Regions from separate parts of the Homo sapiens genome. Here regions 1, 2 and 4 are each linked to region 3. A link is a contact called in ENCODE Hi-C or POLR2A ChIA-PET data. All regions are on one chromosome and are shown on one strand. Each heading gives the region's core, a stretch centred on a gene start or an enhancer-like site at or near the end of the contact. The rest is flanking DNA. Distances are from core to core; before and after follow the strand shown.

Region 1 (2,700 bases), core at 51-2,550, 150 kb after region 3:
AGGCGTGAGCCACGGCGCCCGGCCGCTCAGGCTTTTGTTAACAGCGTAGTGTGTCTTGCACATTTAATTCTGCTGTTTGCTTTTTTAGATTATGCTTTTTAGGTTACAGAAGAGTAGAGTCCGGGAGCCTGGCTGGCACTTGCCAGGTCATATCGTCTTCCTGTGAGGAAGGAAGGGCTGGCCTTGCCTCTGTTTTTCTATCTAGGTCTCGTTGCGTTTTCATGTCACTCTAGTAACCTGAACTCCTGCCTCTCTGGAGAAGTGGTTCCTGGTTGCAGCAAGCATCTGCCTCAGGTCCCTGGCAGGGATGCTTTGAGGGTCCTAAGGTAGATTTCAGAGTCAGTAATCTGGACTGAATGTTGAAATGACCCAAAGCAGCTTCCAGGAATTTGGGATAGTTCTGAAAACCAAAAAGACTTCTTTTAAATTCCAAAATGGACTTTCAGAGATGATGTGGAGAGCAAAAGGAGTCTAACAGTGAGGATTAACTGGGACTCACAGTTTATTTCCCCACCTTCCTCTAAGTGGGTTCTTTCTTTGTGCCTCTTTTGGGACTTTGTCCTGTGTTCACATCACCCTACCTGTTATCCACCTACAGCTTACAAAAGAAAGGCAAATTATGTATAGGTTTTAAGAATTGGAGTTAGCCAAGCTGTAGCCTGGAGCTTTTATCCTACTGAATATTATTCATAATATCATACTAAATAGTATTCATTTCTGTTTGGAGGGCAAGAGGGAATTAGTATATTGGTGCACGGTCTGATTCTGGACAAAATAGTATGAGCTAAGATTGTTGAGTAAATTTAAAGTATTGAGTTGAAATCTTTAAACAGCAGTAGAAAAAAAAATAGAGCACCCTTTTGGGGTCCTTTCATCCCTACCTGCAACGTAGCAGGTTTACCAGTTCCTACTGGTTTGTCATCATCTCTGCGGCACATGGGAACTTGACCTTCCATTTTCATGTTCCTTGGCATCCAGGATGAAGACTCCACCCAAACTCGCTTTGCGCTTAATTGGTGCTTTTGATTTTTGGTTTTACTGAGAGGCTCTTCAGCTTTGGGGAACTTTTTCAAAAACGTCAAAAGAGCAATTACTTGGGGCAGCTGAAAAAATAGGAGTGATGTCTTAACTATTTGTCTTTGGGAAAAGGTGCCACTGTTTCTCACAGAAGATGACTATCCCCTCGTGTATCCATTTGAAGCTGTGCCACATCGAAACCTAAATCTCATGTGGCCACAGGTCTGGGACGGCGGCCAGGCAGCCTGTGTGGCCCTCGGTCCTGCCAGGGCTCTGTGTGGCACCTTCTCATTCCCTTCCCTGAGTCTGGAGAGGGAGGTGAGTGGGCTTCTCTACCTCCCACTTCCTGTTAGAGCTATAAATCCATGCTAACCTTTCTCTTTTAAGAATTAATAAATCCAGTGAATAATTGGCTCCGTTGAATCGGCCTGTTTTCAGTGTTCTCACATGACCTCTCTGAAGAGCTCTCTTAGAACAGTCTTGGAAATTTCATCATGCCCCGAGTGAGAGCCTGCAGCCACCTCATTTGCTCGCATTCACTCATGTCTTCACGCAGCCCTTCCGCTGGTGCGTGTTTGTTAGCTTATGCTGTTTCTTTTGGGCAGGCTCTTCTTTTTTTAAAATGATAACTTCATTCATTTTCTAAGAAACTGGCATGTACAAGTTACTTTAATTCTGAGTTGTATCACTAGGAACCATCACTTTCTGCTGCAGCTGCCAAACCAAACCTAAGGTCCGGGGCTCTGGAGTGCTTTGTACCTAATTCTTCATATTGTGGGGGCTGGGGAGAGAAATGCTCAGGTTCTTTCCTTAGCATCTTTTTTTTTTTTTTTTAAATGAGACAGAGTCTCACTCTGTTACCCAGGCTGGAGTGCTGTGGTGCGATCTTGGCTCACTACAACCTCCACCTCCCAGGTTGAAGTGATTCTCCTGCCTCAGCCTCCTGCATAGCTGGGAATACAGGCGTGCATCACCACGCCTGGCTAAAAATTTTCTTCTGTATTTTTAGTAGAGATGAGGTTTCACCATGTTGGCCAGGCTGGTCTTGACTCCTAACCTTAGGTGATCTGCCTGCCTCGGCCTCTCAAAGTGCTGGGATTACAGGTGTGAGCCACGGCGCCCGGCCTCTTTCCTTAGCTTCTAAAACCACGAGTGTTTTCAGGAGCCCTTCAGTTGGGAGCAGCTGCATCTAGGACCTCTAACTTCTTCAGTGTTCTCGGGTGGCTTTGCTGGTGTCACACCTGCCACTGCCTCTTGACCCTCAGAGTCTCAGATCTGGGCACCTGTTCCGTTGCCTCTGGGTGTTAATTTTTGGCTACTGCCATTATCTCCAAAGTCCATCAGGAGAGGAGTCCCAGAAGGTTGTCTCCAAATGTTTCTTTGTAAAATACTGTTTCTCTCCAGTGTTTTAAAATATTAATGATCCTTTGAAATTCCAGATATTTTCCCACTTGTCTCACTAGCTGGTCTGGATCTTTGACTCAGTGCTCTGTTGGGATCTCTGAAAACGAAATGATCGATTCAAACGCTTCTCCTTGAAGAGCGCAGCAGCAGCAGCATCGGGCGAGGAGCCCTCCAGATTGGAAGTGGTTTTTCTGACTCTTATTTTGGTTTTGTTTGCTTTCTGAAAGTTGTTACTGACCTGAAAGTGTAGCGTCGTGAACTGGGGAAGGAGAGAAGAGA
Region 2 (2,700 bases), core at 148-2,647, 130 kb after region 3:
CTTCAACACTTTCCTTACAAATCTCCCCTGCTAAATATGCAAGGTTGTCAATCACAAAGCCACTTCTCCATTTCTATGTAGTTGTTACAGTGACCCCTATCTCATGATCCAAATCTGTATTTAGGGTTCTCCAGAAAAACAAGCAGTAGGATTTTTTTTATATGTAGGAGATTTATTAAAAGGAATTGGCTCATGCAAGTATGGATTCTGGTGAGTCCAAAATATGCAGCGTGGGCCAGCAGCCTGGAAACATGGGAGAGTTGATGGTGCAGATGAAAGCCAAAGGCAGTCTCTTGCTCAGGAAAGTCAGGGTTTTTGTTCTGCCCAGGTTTTTCAGCTAATTGGATGGGGCCCATCCACATTATGGAGGGAACTGTGCTTACTGAAAGCTCACCAACTTAAATGTTAATCTCCAAAGATTCATTCCGGATTGACACATAAAATTAACCATCACTGGAGGTAATGATAATAGTCTAGATAAGACAGGCCAGCACCAATAGAGGTTTAAAAAAATCTGAGTGAAAATGGGTATTACAGACCAGAAAACATAATTGGATGTGGGAGTAAGTGCAAAATTACAAGCCTTTGGTTTTGCAAAGATGGTGGTACCGTTTTTCTAAAATGCCCAGGGCAGAAGACACTGCACTTACTGAGAATCATTGCTCAGAAAGTGATTCTCCACCTCGGCTACACATAGAATCATCTGGAAGATTTTAGGAATCTCTGTGTCCAAGCTATGCTGCATACCAGTTAAATCTAAATTCTTGGCGTAAGGCCAGGCGTGGTGGCTCAAGTGTATAATACCAGCATTTTAGGAGGCCAAGGCAGGCGGATCACCTGAGGTGAGGTGAGTTTGAGACCAGCTTGGCCAACATGGTGAAGCCCCGTCTCTACTGAAAATACAGACATTAGCCGGCTGTGGTGGCACATGGCTGTAAATCCCAGCTACTTGGGAGGCTGAGGTAGGAGAATTGCTTGAGCCCAGGAGGTGAAGGTTGCAGTGAGCTGAGATTGCATCATTGCACTCCAGCCTGCTGGGCAACAGAGTGAGACTCCGTCTCAAAAATAAATAGATAAATGAAACAAATAATAAATACATTCCGGATGTGAGACCGGGCATCAGTATTTAAAAACCTCTCTAGGTGATTCCAGAGTGTAACCAGCCTTGAGAACCACTATTGAAAGAAGCAGAGTCATGAGAAGCCTTTTAAAAAAATTCTGCCTGCCCAACAAAATCCTGGAGTACATCAGCCCAAGTTTCATTTCTGTGCTTCTTTATTTTCCTAGCTGGCCTTGGTCGCACGGGCACTCTGATAGCCTGCTACATCATGAAGCATTACAGGATGACAGCAGCCGAGACCATTGCGTGGGTCAGGATCTGCAGACCTGGCTCGGTGATTGGGCCTCAGCAGCAGTTTTTGGTGATGTAAGTAGTAGCCTACGTCTGTAGTTCCCAGGGAACATGTGGGGTTGGAATCTGATGGGGAGTGGAATTTCCTTTAGTTTCCAACAACAACAGATAATCTGGTAGGAAGAAGTTGTTCATGTATCTTTCTGGAAAGCTCTATTTTGATGTTATTTAAATGCTCTAGGAAGCAAACCAACCTCTGGCTGGAAGGGGACTATTTTCGTCAGAAGTTAAAGGGGCAGGAGAATGGACAACACAGAGCAGCCTTCTCCAAACTTCTCTCTGGCGTTGATGACATTTCCATAAATGGGGTCGAGAATCAAGATCAGCAAGAACCCGAACCGGTAATCAAGCCGTTTCTGTTGCGATGTTGTTACTGCTTTAACTGCTATTGAGAACCTGTCAGGGTATGGAGAAAACCGTAGGTAAAATAATAAAGCAGCTCTTGGATGATTGTCAGTTTTTTATATTTATAACCCTCTCTAGGCACTTTTTACCCAAAATAGTGGAAACAAGGTTGTGTGTCCATAAAACTATGTTTTACTTACTCAGCAGGTGCATAAAAGGTTGTGAAGTGAGCTCTTCAGCCAGATCTACCCCTGCCCCTCACCCCTTTTTGCCATTTCACAACAGCTGATTTAGGAAAGCAATCATTCTCAAATAGAGAGCTTTTAACAAATCAAAGGCTTAGGGGGTAGCAGTACTACTACATTAAGTGGTAGTAAGTACACTGAGATTTTAAAAAGAGCGTTTTCAAACTTGAAAGCCCATTAACCCTCTTCACTGTTGATGTGTTTTCTAACAAGAGTGCTGCTGTGTTGTCTCTGAAAGTCAACTTTGGCTGTCTTAAAATGTCACCTGAAGCTTGATTGTGAAAGGGAAAAATATTCTAGAGCTTGCAGAAACTTGGACTGTGTTCATGTGGATAAATTGCTGCTCTGCTGTACTGCATTAATAAGTGCAACTTAAATCATTAGCTCAGTGTTTTTTTACTTACACAGTACAGTGATGATGACGAAATCAATGGAGTGACACAAGGTGATAGACTTCGGGCCTTGAAAAGCAGAAGACAATCCAAAACAAACGCTATTCCTCTCACGTGAGTCTGGGTTCCTTTGTTGTGGTTGATGTTTCTTCATATGTGTGTGGGGTCCTTGGTGAGGGTTTTTCCTGTACATTTTTCTCCATAGTTGCAAGCCCATGATGCCACTTTGAAATGCTTGCCTATGTTATTTAAAACCTAGGGGTGCTGGCCTTGGAAGCTCTCAGCTGTCCCTTGTTTACCTTGGTCC
Region 3 (2,700 bases), core at 4-2,503:
GATTGCTTGAGCCCAGGAGTTCAAAACCAGCCTGGGCAACATAGGGAGACCCTTGTGTCTACAAAAACAAATCTAAAAAAAAATTTGCCAGGCATGGTGGTGCATGCCTGTGATCACAGCTACTTGGGAGGCTGAGGCAGGAGGACTGCTTGAGCTCAGGAGGTGGAGGCTGCAGTGAGCCATGATCGTGCCAATGCTCCAGCCTGGGCGACAGAGCGACACCCTGTCTCAGAAAGAAACTATCTTGACTTAGAAACAGATCTATGCTTAAAATTTTGTAAACACGCTGCAGAGCTTCTCAAACAGAGCACTTAATGTGTGCTCAATAAAGTATAAAATCTTCACACAGGTGAAAGCCAGAGGATGCAGCATCCCCCTTTCCTGCACTTTGTGGCAGAGTCACATCAGTCACATAGACCTGCCTAGCACTCCGCCCCAGAAATATTCTTCAGCTCAACAAAGGCCATAGATAAAGGATGTACTTTCTGAACCCCAAATCCATACACAAGAGTGAGTAAACTTATGAAGACAAAGAGCCTGAATGTTATCTGGTCCTGCTCTGGAAATCTTGGACACACAGTTAGCACCCATGAGAAACCCCAGAGAAAGATGAACCTCTAAATCCAGGGCCAGTTTGGTCTCACAAAGGCTGAGATCCCCAGATTTCCCTATGCCTGCCTACCCACCCCAGGAGAAACTGAATTGGAAGTGTGGGATTTCTACAAAACAGCTGCTAAGTCATCTAACTTCATCATCCTCATCCCACCCAGCTCACCTTTTATTTCTTTATTTTTATTATTTATTTTTTTAAAAAACGGAGATGGCGTTGCCCTCTGTTACCTACCCAGGCTGGTCTCGAACTCCTGGCCTCAAGTGATCTTCCCGCCTCGGCCTCCCAAGTCGCTAGGATTACAGGCCCGGCCTGTGTGTTTACAAAACGTGGGCCTGGCCCTAGCCCACCTTTTACACATACACCCATTAGTTCTCGAATAGGTGAGAACATCCGCTCAGGTGGCCATGGAGGGCGCGGGCGGCTTTCTTCCTCAATAATGCTTGCTCGCCGTGGACGGACCTTACTTTCTCTCTCTGTCCCCTACCCTGAGAGCTGAGTCAGAACCGCCCGTGGGGTTCACTCCGACAGCTCCCAGGCCCGCGCCGCGCCGCGGAAACCGTGACTTGCCAGGCCCCACCTCTGCACGCCCCGCCCCGCCCCCCGCGCCCAACCTCTGCGCGCCCCGCCCCGGTCCGCGCTGACAGAGCGGACCCAGGCCCTCGGCCGCCCCGCGTCATGGCCGCGCCGGCCCCGGTCACGCGGCAGGTTAGCGGCGCCGCCGCCCTGGTCCCGGCCCCGAGCGGCCCCGACAGCGGGCAGCCCCTGGCGGCCGCCGTGGCCGAGCTGCCGGTGCTGGACGCCCGCGGGCAGCGGGTACCGTTCGGCGCGCTGTTCCGGGAGCGCCGCGCCGTGGTGGTGTTCGTGCGGGTGAGCGGGCGGCGGGGCTGGAAGGGAAGCGCGGCCCAGGGTCCCGGGCAGGCTGCCGGGATGCGAGCCGCGCCTCCTGCTTCTTAGGACGGAAACGGGAAGGCAGCCTGCCCAGTCGCGGCCGCTTCCCAACTAGGGCGGGGCAGGGAGAGGGCGAGGGCGAGGCCCGCTTCCCACGCGCCGGGCGCCCGAGCCGCCGGTCCCGGCCCCGCGGGCGTCGCCTTTGCTCGCGTCACGCACGGCGAAGTACAGGGATCCTTCGGGGCCCGAGGGTGCTGCTTTACTAACTTGCCCTTTCTGCCGTTTTGGCTTTCAGCATTTCCTGTGTTACATCTGCAAGGAATACGTAGAGGATCTGGCCAAAATCCCCAGGAGTTTCTTACAAGTGAGTTTCCCAGCGTGGGCGGCCCAGTGCCCGCTTCTGCAGACCTTGCGAGCGGGGCGGGGGAGGACGCGGCTCCAGCGCGGAACTTGCAGCCTGGATTGCCCCTCCCCGCAGCTCTCTCCACCCTCGCCCCTCCAAAAGGAGTGAGACGTCAGAGATCTATTTCTGCCCTAACTCATTGGGTGCTGCCTGGTGGTAAACGTACTAACAATTGTGGTGTTGCCTGGTAACCTAGTGCCTGTTCTCAAATGTTGACTGATAATGCCCTAAAACAAATGCTGGAAATGGTTATTTTCTTCCCTTTATTTTTTGTTACACTCCAAATAGCTGCTCATTATGGGAAAATACTAATATATCGTAAAGGTGCAAATGTTTATGTTAATAGGCTGCAAGTTCCATGTCCCTAGGACAAACCACATAGTTGTTTTTCTTGAGGCACAGATAGGTTTGTGCCCAAGTGAGCTTTTTGAGGAAAGGCATTGAGCAGCCTTTATAAAACAGATGTTCTTTCAGCAGACCTTGTCAATCAGGATGTGAAAAAATAACATTGATTAAATAACTGTGCGGCCGGGCACGGTGGCTCACGCCTGTAATCCCAGCACTTTGGGAGGCCGAGGAGGGCGGATCACGAGGTCAGGAGATCGAGACCATCCTGGTTAACACGGTGAAACCCTGACTCTACTAAAAATACCAAAAATTACCCGGGCTTGGTGGCGGGCGCCTGTAGGCCCAGCTACTCGGGAGGCTGAGGCAGGAGAATGGCGTGAACCCGGGAGGCGGAGGTTGCAGTGAGCCGAAATTGCACCACTGCACTCCAGCCTGGGCGACAGAGTAA
Region 4 (2,700 bases), core at 193-2,692, 200 kb before region 3:
CTGCAAGAATGGCCATAATCAAAAAATCAAAAAATAGTTGATGCTGGCATGGCTGCAGTGAACAGGGAAAACTTCTACACTGCCGGTGGGAATGTAAACTAGTACAACCACAATGGAAAACAGTGTGGAGATTCTTTAAAGAACTAAAAGTAGAACTACCATTGGATCCAGCAATCCCACTACTGGGTATCTACCCAGAGGAAAAGAAGTCATTATATGAAAAAGATACTTGCACATGCATGGTTATAGCAGCACAATTTGCGATTGCAAAAACGTGGAACCAACCCAAATACCCATCAATCAACAACTGGATAAAGAAACTGTGGTATGTATCTGATGATATACTACTTAGCCATAAAAAGGAATGAATTAATGGCATTTGCAGCGACCTGAATGAGATTGGAGACTATTATTCTAAGTGAAGTAACTCAGGAGTGGAAAAACCAAACATCGTAGTTCTCACTCATAAGTGGGAGCTAAGCTATGAGAATGCAAAGGCATAAGAATAACACAATGGGCTTTGGGGACTTGGCGGGGAATGGCGGAGGGCAGCGGGGCAAGGGATAAAAGACTACAAATGGGGTGCAGTGTATACTGCTCAGGTGATGGGTGCACCAAAATCTCACAAATCGCCACTAAAGAACTTACTCATGTAACCAAACACCATCTGTTCCCCAATAACCTACGGAAATAAAAAACAATCAGCAAAAAGCAAGAAAATTCGTTAATGCGCATGGAAACCTAAGATAATTAACATTAAATTTAAATATGTTGAATCAATAAGAGAATTCGGCAAGAAGCAATGTTAAGGGATAAAAACCAAAAGCTTTTCTCTAACACCTGCAGCACCGGGCTCGACCCGCCTTAGAACCCTCACGCCTGGGGGCGCCAGGACAGGGCTCACAGGTCAATGGGTCGGGTAGGCTGTAAAGAGACAAGGTGGAGGTTCCAGGTTGAAAATGTATAAAATTGTAAAGTAAATTCAAAGTTATATCATTTCAATGCTAAATACTTCAGTAGTGATCCCTTTTTTTAAAAAAAAAATTTCTACAAAATTCTTAATTTTTTTTCACAGTTCACAAAAGTAATGGTACTTTTTTTCAATATTTGCAATTCCCAATCCATATTCAGCTTCCCAATTGTCTCCGAAAGTCTTACGGAAAAAAAAAATGTTGGTTCAACCGGGAACCAATGGAGGGCTACTCTTTGTATTTGTCAGTAGCGTTTAAGTTTTAACCTTTAACTTCTCCCTGTTCTTGGAGAGCCTGAGCGGGAGACTTCATAAAAACTCCATCCCCGCCAATTCTGAATCGCCGAAACGTGAGGAGTCACGTCGAAGGCGGACGCAAGAGCTTATGGGAAATGTAGTCCTGAATGAGTCTGGTTCGCCGCGCAGCACTCTGGGATGGGGCTCCTGGGCTCCTTCTGCGCCTGTGCAGCCAGAGCCCCGCCTCCTCATTTGGGTTCTCGAGACTCCCGGGAAGCGGTTTGGGAAGCTCGGGGGTCGGCTCGGAAAGTAGAGGGGGCGCAGCTGGGGCGGGAGGACAGCGTTTGTGCCCGGAAGCGGGAGAGGAAGCGGGAAGTTTGTGGGATCCCCGCCCCCTGTGTCAGTGGATGCGACCGGGCGGGCCCTCGGCCTTCCCGGCCGCTGGAGAGGGACTTCGGCCGCTGGCTCCCGGGGCGGCTGAGGCTGAGCGTTGGTCCGGAGCAGGTGCCGGGTGCGGGCCGCGGTGTGCGGGACCGGAGCCCGGCGCGAGCGGCGGCGGGGGTGGGGAAAGCGCATTTGTAACGCGGGCGACAACGTGCCCGAAATCCCCGGACGGTGGGTCTGCATCGAGACCCCGAGCTCTGGAGCTGGAAAAACCCGGGTAAGTTCCATCTCTGTCAACTGGAAGCCGAGGCGAATGTAGGGACGTGGATGAGAGTCAGGTTTCTCATCTGAAAGTGAGGGTATTAATAATGACTGCTTCATGGCGTTGGTTTAAAACTTTAAGTCACCACCTGTAAAGCAAACAGCCGACTGTAGGCTACTAAGCCATGAGCGGACTGCTGCTGTTATATTTAGAAGACACTTTGTTCCATTCGTTGGGTGCCTATGTATACCTCACAACCACATCTGCATTAAATATAACTGAGGCTCAGGTCACAAGCTAGCAGTGAGGGAGCTGGGGTTCAAAGGCAGGTGTGATTTATTTCCCGTTTCAGGCGCTAATATCACACCTGCCTAAAACCAGCATTGCAGCCTTCACAGCACTTAGCAGAATGTCATGTCCCCAAATACTCAGGGAGTGGATGTAGATGGAATCTTACCATGTGTCAAATGTAGTCTGGATTTCTGGTGTGTCTTCAGATCTCTTGGGTCAGACAGGTTCCTGGCCCCTTCTGCATTGTCAGGGTGTCTCTCTTTTAAGTCTGATGTAAAGAATTCTAAGAGTCAGATTTTTGCCACTAACATGGTTTCTCAGGTCAGGTCGCAGGCTCCTTGAACAGAGCAGCCCTTGCGAGGTGGGAAGCAGGGGTCTCTGTGAACAGTTTTACCTGGAAGAGAACACCTCTCAGACCTAGGCCTCCCTCCCGAGCTTCAGAGCAGAGGCAGAAGAGCCCACAGAGGAGCAGATCCTAGATGTGTATGGTCAGAAGCAGTTCTTGATCCTCCTTCCCAGAATGAGCCAGACTTGGTGAAGCCTCCAGAAGCCACCA

Evidence for each region. A loop is a pair of places that touch in the nucleus more often than their neighbours do. ChIA-PET counts read pairs that join two places held with the same protein, here RNA polymerase II (POLR2A). Pooled maps may share reads with other maps.
Region 1: a map of dorsolateral prefrontal cortex shows a loop between it and region 3 (2.7-fold over the local background). The contact joins the enhancer-like site here to the promoter of PRXL2C in region 3. A Hi-C loop is called at or near these places in 3 of 168 maps with a recorded cell type or tissue (HepG2, chondrocyte and dorsolateral prefrontal cortex). POLR2A ChIA-PET finds 5 or more read pairs at or near these places in 7 of 52 experiments (A673, AG04450, CD8-positive, alpha-beta T cell and 4 more).
Region 2: POLR2A ChIA-PET joins it to region 3 with 12 read pairs in H1. The contact joins the enhancer-like site here to the promoter of PRXL2C in region 3. A Hi-C loop is called at or near these places in 1 of 168 maps with a recorded cell type or tissue (chondrocyte). POLR2A ChIA-PET finds 5 or more read pairs at or near these places in 5 of 52 experiments (CD8-positive, alpha-beta T cell, H1, HEK293T and 2 more).
Region 4: a loop to region 3 is called in a map of naive thymus-derived CD4-positive, alpha-beta T cell, with 16 times the contacts of the local background. The contact joins the promoter of ZNF782 here to the promoter of PRXL2C in region 3. A Hi-C loop is called at or near these places in 1 of 168 maps with a recorded cell type or tissue (naive thymus-derived CD4-positive, alpha-beta T cell), 3 of 37 single-sample maps with no recorded cell type and 13 of 50 pooled maps.

Annotation. Positions count from the first base shown.
Region 1 is chr9:96,504,336-96,507,035 of GRCh38, reverse strand. The region is part of intron 13 of CDC14B (cell division cycle 14B); the gene reads left to right. Among named protein-coding and RNA genes, the nearest start is that of HABP4, 56 kb to the right of the region's middle. Within about 2 kb of position 1,300, at least 3 of the 41 ENCODE cell types and tissues checked have a DNase peak (open chromatin) inside an H3K27ac peak, as active enhancers do.
Region 2 is chr9:96,522,313-96,525,012 of GRCh38, reverse strand. It overlaps CDC14B (cell division cycle 14B), which reads left to right. Exons shown (of 14, transcript NM_033331.4): 10 at 1,288-1,426; 11 at 1,593-1,752; 12 at 2,410-2,507. Among named protein-coding and RNA genes, the nearest start is that of HABP4, 73 kb to the right of the region's middle. RefSeq lists an enhancer at 1,411-2,610. Within about 2 kb of position 1,397, at least 8 of the 41 ENCODE cell types and tissues checked have a DNase peak (open chromatin) inside an H3K27ac peak, as active enhancers do.
Region 3 is chr9:96,653,870-96,656,569 of GRCh38, reverse strand. It overlaps PRXL2C (peroxiredoxin like 2C), which reads left to right and starts at 1,253. Exons shown (of 6, transcript NM_153698.2): 1 at 1,253-1,480; 2 at 1,797-1,865. The coding sequence starts at 1,289. RefSeq lists silencers at 1,165-1,254, 1,295-1,504, 1,645-1,714.
Region 4 is chr9:96,853,256-96,855,955 of GRCh38, reverse strand. It overlaps ZNF782 (zinc finger protein 782), which reads left to right and starts at 1,442. Exons shown (of 6, transcript NM_001001662.3): 1 at 1,442-1,868. RefSeq lists silencers at 1,670-1,739, 2,020-2,109.